Regions from separate parts of the Homo sapiens genome. Here region 1 is linked to region 2. Evidence: chromatin contacts called from ENCODE Hi-C data. All regions are on one chromosome and are shown on one strand. The core of a region is the stretch at or near the end of the contact, and the rest is flanking DNA. Distances in the headings are between cores, read along the strand shown. Region 1 holds the start of FGD5-AS1 (FGD5 antisense RNA 1). Region 2 holds the start of VGLL4 (vestigial like family member 4).

Region 1 (5,613 bases), core at 2,085-4,584, 3.3 Mb before region 2:
CTCCCAAAAACAAAAAAAAACACACAAAAAAAACTTCCAGCCATCCTCATAAAGTGAGGAGGTTGTTACGCACAGGGATTTTCTATAAAAGAATGATCACGAAACAAAACTTAAAAGTCACTGTGAATACAACTACTGAAAGCAATAAATAACTTAACGATGTAAGACAACATATAGCTGTTTTACTAAACTAGCAGTTCTTTGGTTACCCTGAGTAATTAGCTTAAGGAATTGAACAAGTGATACCAAAAATCTTTGAGCAAGACAGAAAAAAAAACCCAAAAATAAACAGTTAAACTATTATTATTTTTAAAATACCATAACAATATCTTATTTTAAAAGTTTTACAATATAAAATAAGTTAATACAAATGTTTTATTTACCACACTTTCGAGTAGAAACTTGATGTATACTTAACAAAATTTGCTTTTAACCTTGGTAAAGCAATTAAAAGGTGATTTTCAATAATTTCATTAAATGAATCAATTTATCTTTAGAAAGATAAATATCCCGAATTAATGGCTACAGAGACTTTCAACTCCCAATTCCCTGTGAACCCACTGGAGGCTTGTTCCTTCTCTCCAATCCCCTGTGATGGTGAGACAAAAATCAGAATATTTGATTTCAAGAAAATCATGGTAGCTTAGTGCTTCGTTTCTTCAGCTAAAGTAAATAACATAAGTTATGTTTGGGCTATTTATTTCTTCACATATGAACTTATTAACTTTCATGCACTTAAACTTGTAATTCAATCATAAAAAAATGAGTGGGAAAAACTATTGAAATGGGTCATTTTATCCATATTTATGTCTCCAGAAAGTGGCATATCTGTCAGAAATCACTTGCTAAATTCAACCAAATACCGTAACAGGCTTATTATTGCTGGCAGTGCTATCTGAATTGCCAAAGAGGCTCACACAAAAGGTATCCATCAATGTACAGCAACTTAGTTATCAGTGACATCATAAATTATCAACAATTCATTCAACAAATAGTGCCAGGCACTCTTCTAAGTGCTGGATAAGTAATGGTAAACAAAATGTATTCCTGCTCTCACAGCTTACAGTGTGGTAAGGACAGACATTAATCAAATAATCACATAATAGAGTGTGTAATTATAAAGTGAGATAAAGATTATAAAGAAAAGAATAAAAAGAATCTGATTTAGACTGGCAATGGGAATTAGGACTTCCCTGAAGAAGTGATGCTTGAGCCAATATCTGAGGTAGGGTGGGGGTGGGGGGTAAGCTTACACTGTAAGCTACACTGGTCAAGGAAGTTGAAGGTAGGCCAGTGTGTCTAGAGCACAGGAAGCTAGGGGTACCACAGATAAGAAAATAATGAAAAGCCTTGGAAAGGTTTTTAAACATGGAACAGGAAGCCTCTGCCATTACGTGGGTTCTAGTGGCGCCTGAACAACATACTGCCTGTAAGAGAGTTCTGTAAATCATAAAGCACCCTATACTTTGGTTAGTACTATTTAGTTCCATTATTTTGTTTTCCAAACTTTTGTCCTGGATGCCATGTAACTAGCTGCAAGCACAGAGCCAAAACTAGAATCTCGGTGTTCGAATCTATTGTTTTTGCCCCTACACCACACTGCATAAAAATTTCATTATTTATATCACTTAATTAGTCCAATGTCTATACCAGTAGTTCATAATGACAACAATAACTCTATTTACACAGTATTTGCTACATGTCAGGCACTTTTCTAAGCTCTATTATTTACATTAACTCATCTAATCTTCAGTTCAGGAAGGAAGGCTCTATTATTGTCCAGATGAGGACAGTGAGGCTAGGAAAGGTAGCTTACACAAAATCACACTGCTAGTAAAAGTTGGGGAGTTGCTAACCACAACACTAAAACATTTTATGTCTGTGTATGTATGTGTATAAATATCTCTATCTCGAGAGAGAGAAAGAGAGAACTCACACACAGAGAATTATATTCAACTCCAGCCTGGGCGACAGAGTGAGACCTTGGTCTCAAAAAATAAATAAATAAATAAATAAATCATATTCACATGTTTGAGGACCAGTGTCTTACTTTTTTGTATTCCCAGCCTAGCACATAGTGCCTGGAGTATTCGTAGCACTCAGGAAATACTTGATGAACTGAAAATGTATATAAGAGGCTGACGAAGGATTTGAATCTGGAAGTAAAGTGAGTTTCTGAGGCCCTCCTCCCAAGTCATGTATTCATCAGTAATTCATATGAAGGCTGTATTTTCCTCGACTTTCTTATTACATTGAAGATTTGTTCCTCACTACCGTTGCTATATTTCACAGCCTTTGGCTTGGAAACAAAGTGGGATAATGGACAATTACTAGTTCCAACCAACTCTCCAGCCACAAGCAGCCAGTTCTCGATCACATCAAATGCTCTTCCTCCAGGGCCGTTACACGGGATGTCCTGTCTGGAATGCCATTCCTCCCTTGGGTTCCTCTGTTCAAACATCACTTACTCAGAGAGGCCACCCTGACCATTCCATCTAAATTAACGCCTCAGGTCTTCTTCAGCAGGTCATTTGGCTTCTTTTCTTTCACAGAACTTATGACTCTCTGGAATTATTTGTCTATTCACCCCCCAGCCCCCAACTCTAGTGAGGGCAGGGGTCTTGTACAGCTGGTTCTCCAGATGTGTCCCCAGTGCCTAAAAAACTAAGTCAACATGTATTCAGCGAACGAATGAGAAGAGAATCACTCCCGAATTGTGCTCTCTCAAACCCCAAATACCCTTAACGCTTGCCTCTCCTGGTGGCTGTAATCCCATTTTTAACAATAACACCATTTTCAAGTGACTCTGAAGCTCGCAAAGTAGCGTTGCCTCCATTTTCTGAGTAGAGCCCCACAAACAATGCTCAGAAGGGAGGTCCGGCCTGGCAAGAATGCGCATGCCCCCCATTTACAGTCGATAAAATTGAGCCTCATTAGGGGATTCGCCAAGGCCGCTGCGAAATAACGAGCAGGAGCCCTGAAAAGTGTCCTGGTTCCGAAAACCTCTTCCCACGAGAGCGCATCGTGGACTCGAAATGCTTCATCACCTTTATTACTATTGTTCCTCAGTACTCATTCGAGACGCGTTCCAGGCGGAGGGAAGCAGCCCACCTGCTGACCCAAGACCAGGCGCCGGCCTCTCCACCCGGCCGCGCCCCTCGCGCCCCGCCCCCGGCCCCGCCCCCGCCGACCCGGCCCCACTCTTCGCCCCGGCCTCTACTCCCGCCCCGCCAGGGCTCCCGCGCCCCATAAGGACCACCCTCTTCCGCCTCAGCCAATCAGCAAAGCTTAGGGGGGCGGTGCCACAGGCCCCGGCCCTCCTATCTGGGCGCCAATTAGCCAGCCCATCCGTCGCTCACGAGGTCGCGCCTCGCACCCGCCTTCCTCCTTTTCTTTTACCCTCCCCTTCAGAAAAAACGGCGGTTGGGCTGCGACGGCCGCCAAAGGCGGACTAGAAGCGGAGGGGTGAAAATCCCGGCAGAGAAGGAAGAAGGGACTGCAGGCGGGAGGAGGAGGAGGATAAGGAGGAAGGGAGCCCGCCCAGCCGGAGCCATCTCCGTCGAGAACAAAATGGCGGCGCTGGCGGAGGGCCAACTATAAGGCGGGGCCGCGGCCATTCCCCCTCCACCCCCACCCTTGCGCCGGCCGGGCCGGTCAGGGGGAACCCGCTCGCTTCGCCCGGCCGCGGGCGGGGAGGGGAGGGGAGCGGCCCGGCCCACTATGCAAAGCGCCGGGCGCCGCCGCCGCCACCCCGTGGCAAAGGTAAAAGGGTCGGGTTCAGCCGCCGCCGCGGCGCCTCCATGTCCGCGCGCCAGGCCCGCCCCCTCCGCCGCCGGCCCGAGCCCGCCCGACCCTCTTTCAATTTTACCTCAGGATTTGGCGCCAAAGCGGCCTCGAAGCGGGTCCCGTGTCTGCGGCGGGCGGCCCCCGGCGCGGAGGGCAGGGCGCGGGGAGCCCGGGCTCCCGGTGTCGGCGGATGGCGGGAGCCCGGGGGCCGCGGGCTCGCGGGGCAGCGGGCGAGAGACGAGACGCCGAGGTGGGAGCGGGGTGGCGGGGACGGGCCCGGGGGCGCCGCCGGGGTCGCGGAGAAGGGGGGGTTTGTTATTGTTTTTGTCAGTGAAAGGTCAGAGTTCGTGACCCCGGTGCCGCCGCCGCCGCCGCCCGCGCGCTGGTAGGAGGAGGGCGAATGTTCTTCTTCCTCTTCCCAGCGCCAGCCTCGCCGCCGCGGCGGGGGGCGGGCGAGAACGCGATTGGCTGAGGCGCGCGCGCGCACCGGAACGCCGCAGCCGGCGCTCGGTCCATCCGGCCCGTGGGCTGTGGGGCCCCGGGCGGCGGCGGCTACGTAGCTGCCGCCGGCCTTGGCCGCGGCCGGGCGGGCGGATATGTGGCTTAAATGGCGCAGGCGTCGGGGCCTAGAGGCTGAAGGGCTGGTCGTCCTAAAAACTCGTGGACGTCGCGCACGGTTACCCGGACGCAGGCCCGCCCCTCTGGGGAACCGCGAGCTCCTCGCAGCTGGGTGGGGACCGTCCTCGCAGTGGCGGCCTCCACCCTGCCTTCTCGCTTAGCCAAGGCTTCTGGAAGGCTCGCAAAGTGTCTGTTGTTGGAAGAAGCCGGGCCCTGACTGGCGCGACGGATTCTCCCAGCCGCTCAGCAGAGCGTCTGTAGGTCGGAAGTGGGGGTTGTATTGGGTGGGTATTGAGCTCTTCGGCCCTTCCTCGGTACTGATAGTTTTTAATTTAGGTTTTAAAGGTCTAAAGATGCGCCCGTTCTGGCCATCTCAGGTGAAATGTTGAAACGCCCCAGAACCTATAATTTTTGGTTTCTTAGTAAACATACGATCCAGATCTTGTGTAATTCCATGCCCCTCCTCCTCGAAATTTGGAAGTAGTACATGGTAATAGGGATGTGTAAAGCAGCTTTTAGCAGCATTGCTTAAATTTATTTGAAGAAATTGGCCTGTCTTGCTCTTAAACTCTTGGGCTGTAGGTTTTCCTTACATATTTCTCTGTTTTATGTCGTGGTTTTGACTTGCCTGGGAAGGTGCAGGCGCTTATTTATCCTAAATGCCCTGAAGTGTTTAGGCTACAGGCTGTAGATCTTATACTGATTTTTTTTCTTCAGTTTTCTTGCTTATTAAGAATAAATATTGACTCCAGAATGGATGGGTTAACTTTTTTTCCCACACAGTATCCATTTGGGTTTTTATCAGGATGACTCCAACATTTAGTATTTTTTTTTCCATAATCTTATAATATTTCTATTTGGTAAAAAATGTTTTAAACACAGCTATTTCCCCTTCCTCCTTTTTCTGACGTTGCAAAATTGGGAAAAGAGCTAGGTTCGTTTTGTCATGGTAAAGCACAGCTCTTGAAATTGGAAGAGGCCTTAAGGGAATGTGGTCAAATTTTTTTCTTGCAGAAAGATTTTCCGATTTTAGGGGTGAAGTGGGTGAGAACTAGAAAGGTCAAGTGATGTACCTGAGAGGCAAAAGCAATTGCGTTTTTGCATTTTTGAAATTTGCTGTTTGATATTGGAATACATTCTTAAATAAATGTGGATCATTTTAATGCACATTTCTCACTTTATTTTTTTGCTAATGACTTATTGCTGTTT
Region 2 (5,521 bases), core at 1,073-3,572:
ACGAGTTTTGAGTTTTCTTCAACCCTCCCCACCAAATACCATTAAGTATTTTAATTACAATTGATAGGATACATATCTTTCACTATAGCTTATTACATGTAATATAGTGTCAATAAATATTCTTATAAATGAAAGCTTGTGAAATCTTGATTCCCCTATTACTTACTTCCCCTGATGTCACCCCAGTGATTACTGTTGCAGCAATGACGGCAACAGTATTTAGTATTTAGATGTCATATAGTTTTTTTGTTTTGTTTTGTTTTTTGAGACGGAGTCTTGTTCTGTCACCCAGGCTGGAGTGCAGTGGCACAATCTTGGCTCACTGCAGCCTCTGCCTCCCGTGTTCAAACAATTCTCCTGCCTCAGCCTCCCTAGTAGCTGGGATTACAGACACATGCCACTATGCCCGGCTAATTTTTGTATTTTTAGTAGAGACAGGGTTTCACCATGTTGGCCAGACTGTTCTCAAACTCCTGACCTCAAGTGATCCGCCCGTCTCAGTCTCCCAGAGTGCTGGGATTACACGCGTGAGCCACCGCATCCGGACTCCCAAGTAAGATTTCATTAGAACACCTTGCCATGAGTGTGCCTAATAAACCCAATGCAACTATTGCTGGATTTTTTTTTTTTTTTGAGACGGAGTCTCGCTCTGTCGCCCAGGCCGGACTGCGGACTGCAGACTGCAGTGGCGCAATCTTGGCTCACTGCAAGCTCCGCTTCCCGGGTTCACGCCATTCTCCTGCCTCAGCCTCCCGAGTAGCTGGGACTACAGGCGCCCGCCACCGCGCCCGGCTAATTTTCTGTATTTTTAGTAGAGACGGGGTTTCACCGTGTTAGCCAGGATGGTCTCGATCTCCTGACCTCATGATCCACCCGCCTCGGCCTCCCAAAGTGCTGGGATTACAGGCGTGAGCCACCGCGCCTGGCCTATTGCTGGATTTTTAACATACAACTCCTTCAAATTATTTATTCAAATATTATTTTGGAATATTAAAAATATATTTTTAGAATAGTAATTCAAATGTTTAGTTTTTGTTTTTTTTTTTTCTATTTTGTTAACACGTTCTTGATGTGCTGAAAACTGAACATTCAGTGGTTCACTCGTTCAGTAAACAGTTTTTGGGCACCTGAACTTGGTTGTGCTAGGCACTGGGTAATCAAAGTTTAAGCCCCAAGTTCTTCCAATAGCAAATAGTACAGCTGCATGCCACTAGCTTCTTACACACAGGTGGGTGACATACATGCCAAATGAAAATAATTTTACCCTTTCCCTCTATAATTTCAAGTACACTTTTAATTTTTGATATTATAGCCCTATTTGCTTAAACACTCTTCCATCTCTTCTCCTCTCCTTGTCTCCTTTTTTTCTTTTCTTTTTTTTTTTTTTTTTTGAGACAAAGTCTCACTCTGTTGCCCAGGCTGGAGTGCAGTGTCACGATCTTGGCTCACTGCATCCTCCTCCTCTCAGGTTCAAGCAATTCTCCCACCTCAGCCTCCTGAGTAGCTGGGACTACAGGCGTGCGCTACCACACCAGGCTAATTTATGTATTTTTAGTAGAGATGGGGTTTCACCATGCTGGCCAGGCTGGTCTTGAACTCTTGACCTCAAGTGATCCGCCTGCTTCGACTAGGATTACAGGTGTGAGCCACTACACCCGGCCCCCTCGTTTTTTTAAATAAAATTATAACATTAGGTGGGAAAAAACACTTTAAAAGTAGTTCTGTCAACTATTTTGGGGGCTGTGGGCCAGTCATTTAATCCATCTGAACCTGTTTCCTCTGCTGTGAAAGGGTGATACCCTCCTTGCCCTGTCCATCTCAGTTGTTATGGGGATTATGGAAGAAGCTATATGTAACATTAACATCAGAAATTTAAATATCCAGTTAAAGTGTAAATGGATATTATAAAACAATCTTTAAAAGAAACAAAGACACTATATATATATATATGGCTTATGCATCACTAGCACTTTGGGTTTCCGAAACCCCAACATGAAGTTTCACGAAAGTTGCATTCCATGGGAGTTTGCTTCCATGATGGATTTTTTACTTTGTACTTAGCTCCTGAAAAAGAAACTTCCTGGGTTTTCTTTTTTCCTCCTACGGTTTTGCAGCGGCTTGGCTGCTTCCTGTCAAGAGCCACTCTGCCAAGGCCCCGTCTCTAGAGTCTCTCCCCCTCCCCTTTCTCTTTCTTTCCAACACTTGCTACATTGAGAGGCTGATCCTGTGCAGAAGCCCTCCCTGCCTCGGCAGCGCGGCGCAGTGAGCATGCTCGGCCTCCTGCGGGAAGAGGAAGCGGCGGCATAGGAGTCATGCCAAGCATAGCCCTCATGTCAGCGCTGCCGGCTTGCAGCGGGCTGTGAGAGGGGCCGGCGCCGCTTTGTCCTAGGAAACGGGCTGCGCGTTTCTCTTTTTCACTCTTTTCCATTTCCAGGAAGGACTTGTAAGGACTTCTGAAACGCTGTTTTCATACTCGATCGGGGATACAGTACATACACCGTCTACCAGTAAGCCCTTGAAGGGTTTCGTGTGAGCTCGATTTTTTTGTGCCTGATTTTTTTTTTTTTAACTTTTGCATACTTTGTTTTGATAGTCTGAGGCTGGGCCTCTGCCTTTGTGAAGTTGAAGAGCCAGGAGCTACTCAGCAACAATTGATTTTTGAAACTTAACTCTTTTGGGGCAAAAGCAAAGAGCTGGTTTTCTTTGCTAGCCCAATAAATGCTATTTATGAAGATGGACCTGTTGAACTATCAGTACTTGGACAAGATGAACAACAATATCGGCATTCTGTGCTACGAAGGTAGATGTCCCGTTGTAGAATTACTGCCCGTTGCTCGTCCCGGCCACTCCTCCTCAGTGTGCTGGGTGCCTGCCTTCTAAGCGCCCGCTGTCCTCCTCCGGGGTGTAGGGCACTTGAAAGGCCGGCGTTTCTTAGGTTCGGTTCGGCACCGAGTGTGTTCGGATCTCAGGCTGCGGGGGGCGGTGGAGGGGGCTGGACGGGGAGGCAGTGAAGTAGAAACCCTTCAAAGTTTGCTCGTTGCTTGCAACGTACTCGCGCCTCACATTTTTAACTCTTTAAAATGTATGTATTTTTGATTTCCGTTAATATTGTCTTTAGGGGAAGGACTTGTAGGACGCCGGTAAAAGTTGAGCCTCTTTGGGGGAGGGGCTGGTAAGGATTGCACCGTCTACTGTACCCTGCTGTGGGCCACGGCGCCCTGCAGCTCACGGAGGGGGAGCCAAAGTTACAGCGAGTTTTTGTGCTCGCGAGTGAGCGTCCCAAACAGCGGAGAATGTCCCTCTCCCGCGTGGGGCCGGAAGGGCACCGTGTCAGCGAGCACAGGCGGGCTCTTTGTCTCGCTGGCGCTTCCTGTGCAGCCCGGGGAGCGCTGACACTGGGGGGTGTTCCTCGCGCTCCGCTCCCTGTGGGAGCGATTACACAACACCCCGACCCCCAGCCTGCCCTGAAAAAGAGAGAGCCGCGCCGAACTGTTATTTATTACCTCCTACTGCCCGCGAGGTGCTTCCCCCACTGTCTTGTATTTCCAACTGTCTCTGGTAGCAGTCAGAGAAAAATCTATTTCTTAAGCCCTCGGACATCCTCTACGTGCGATTTGAAAAAGTGGCAATGGCCCTGGGTCTGCCGCCGAGGGCATCTCCGGGGGAGTTCGGCCTGGCAGGAAGAGTGTTTTCTGTTGTAACCACACACACATCCGGGACTCTTCTCTTTCTCATTCAGCAGGAGCAGTTTCCATTTTTTCTCCAATAATACACGGGACATTTCTCTTGAAAAAGAAAACAGTTACAAAAACTTGGGAGGGTGATTCACTTGTATTTTTTTAATCTAAAAACTTCAGGCCTGTTTCCTAATCAGTTGAAAACTCACCCTTTCAAGAGTATTTTTCCCCTTCAAGGAAAAAAAACAACAACAACCCTCATTCACGTTGTTTTTTAAAACTCTATGGATGAGGATCTCATATTTAACGTTTTTTAAAAAGAGTATTTGTTTTTCTTTACTCCTACTAGTTCCTGCTATGAGAATTTTCGTGAATTTCTTTCTTTGCATCTGATGTGTTAAGTAACATCTTGCTTCTGAACTCACTTAAAAAAGGCAGCCGACTTTAGAAAGCCGTAAGCAGCCATTGCTGGGCTTGTTTCCCGTGACATTCACACATTGTAGTCAGGGTTTTGTTTTTCTTGTTTTTTTTTTTTTTAACCATCCCCGCTTCCCCCAACAAGAAAGAAAAACTTCTGAGGCAATTTCTGTTGTATTGTCTTTGCCAACAAGTAATACGATATTTTAAAAACAAAACATAATGGCCTAAGAGAGAAATATAAGATTGTTAGGAAATTGATACCAGATTAGTTTTTCCTGTCTCCGATTGGTGAGGACCAACTTACGGACAGCGAGCCCAGGTCGAGTTGTTGTGTAGCATGCAACACCCAGGAAACTAGAGTGCTCTGCTCTGCTCTTCTCTCTCGGTATTTGGGAGGAAGAAACTTTGATTTTGAAGATTGAGTAGCTATATGGGATAATGGGCTGAAGTCTGTTTGGTTTAAACATCTGCTCCTATTTTCCTTATTATGAGAGTTAACATTATTTTAACACCAGAATAAATACAGAGGAAATGAAGGAAAGCACAGCAAAATTTGAGTGGTGTTTATAGTGAATTGTTGATGTCCTAGTGGTTTTCTCAGTGTAAACACTGCACACATCTGGTCTGAACTCCAGAGGGTGTTTTGAAGATGGGCATAAATCACACACGGGATTTTTTTGTAGGAAAAGTTGGAAAGGTTATGGTTCTTTAAAATCCAACACTTGGACTTGGAGAATATTCGTTTTAAACATATCAGCTCCCCAGCATTCCAGGGAAGTTGTTTGGAAAATGGAATGTACTGTTGGTAGGCAACATTTGATTTCATTTAGGGCACAGTCAAGTTTCATGCCCCTTAAGAATAAGGGACAAATTAATTTTATGACATTTTAGTTTTAAAAATTAAGATGCGGATGGTTAATTATTCTTACCAGCTAAATTATACCATATTCCTTAGTTGTATGAGACATAGCTCTACTCTAAAATAAACCATGTGTCTGGTCTTTTTTTTTTTTTTTTTTTTGGTGATGAAGTCTCGCTCTTGTCCCCCAGGCTGGAGTGCAATGGCGCGATCTTGGCTCACTGCAACCTCTGCCTCCCGGGTTCAAGCCATTCTCCTGCCACAGCCTCCTGAGTAGCTGGGATTACAGGTGCCTGCCACCATGCCCGGCCCATTTTTGTATTTTTAATAGAGATGGGTTTCACCATGTTGGGCAGGCTGGTTTCAAACTCCTGACCTCAGGTGATCCACCCACCTCAGCCTCCCAAAGTGCTGGGATTACAGGCATGAGCCACCGCACTCAGCCTGTACTGTCTTTCTTAAACCTCTCTTGTGACTTAATACGCAAATCGATCTTTTTAGCCGTTTACCTTGTAGCATACAAGGTCTTCCTTCCTGACTGACTCCATATTGCTTAGATGTGGAC

What was found. A loop is a pair of places that touch in the nucleus more often than their neighbours do. Pooled maps may share reads with other maps.
Region 1: a map of CD4-positive, alpha-beta T cell shows a loop between it and region 2 (20-fold over the local background). The contact joins the promoter of FGD5-AS1 here to the promoter of VGLL4 in region 2. A Hi-C loop is called at or near these places in 1 of 168 maps with a recorded cell type or tissue (CD4-positive, alpha-beta T cell), 1 of 37 single-sample maps with no recorded cell type and 2 of 50 pooled maps.

What each region holds. Positions count from the first base shown.
Region 1 is chr3:14,946,162-14,951,774 of GRCh38, reverse strand. FGD5-AS1 (FGD5 antisense RNA 1) reads left to right here and starts at 3,334. Exons shown (of 2, transcript NR_046251.1): 1 at 3,334-3,762. NR2C2 (nuclear receptor subfamily 2 group C member 2) reads right to left here and starts at 4,192. Exons shown (of 14, transcript NM_001291694.2): 1 at 3,869-4,192. RefSeq lists enhancers at 2,288-2,975, 3,330-3,529, 2,976-3,663, 4,352-5,041 and silencers at 3,130-3,189, 3,580-3,999, 4,020-4,089, 4,140-4,569.
Region 2 is chr3:11,640,716-11,646,236 of GRCh38, reverse strand. VGLL4 (vestigial like family member 4) reads left to right here and starts at 2,322. Exons shown (of 5, transcript NM_001128219.3): 1 at 2,322-2,800. The coding sequence starts at 2,719. RefSeq lists enhancers at 2,099-2,178, 3,369-3,738.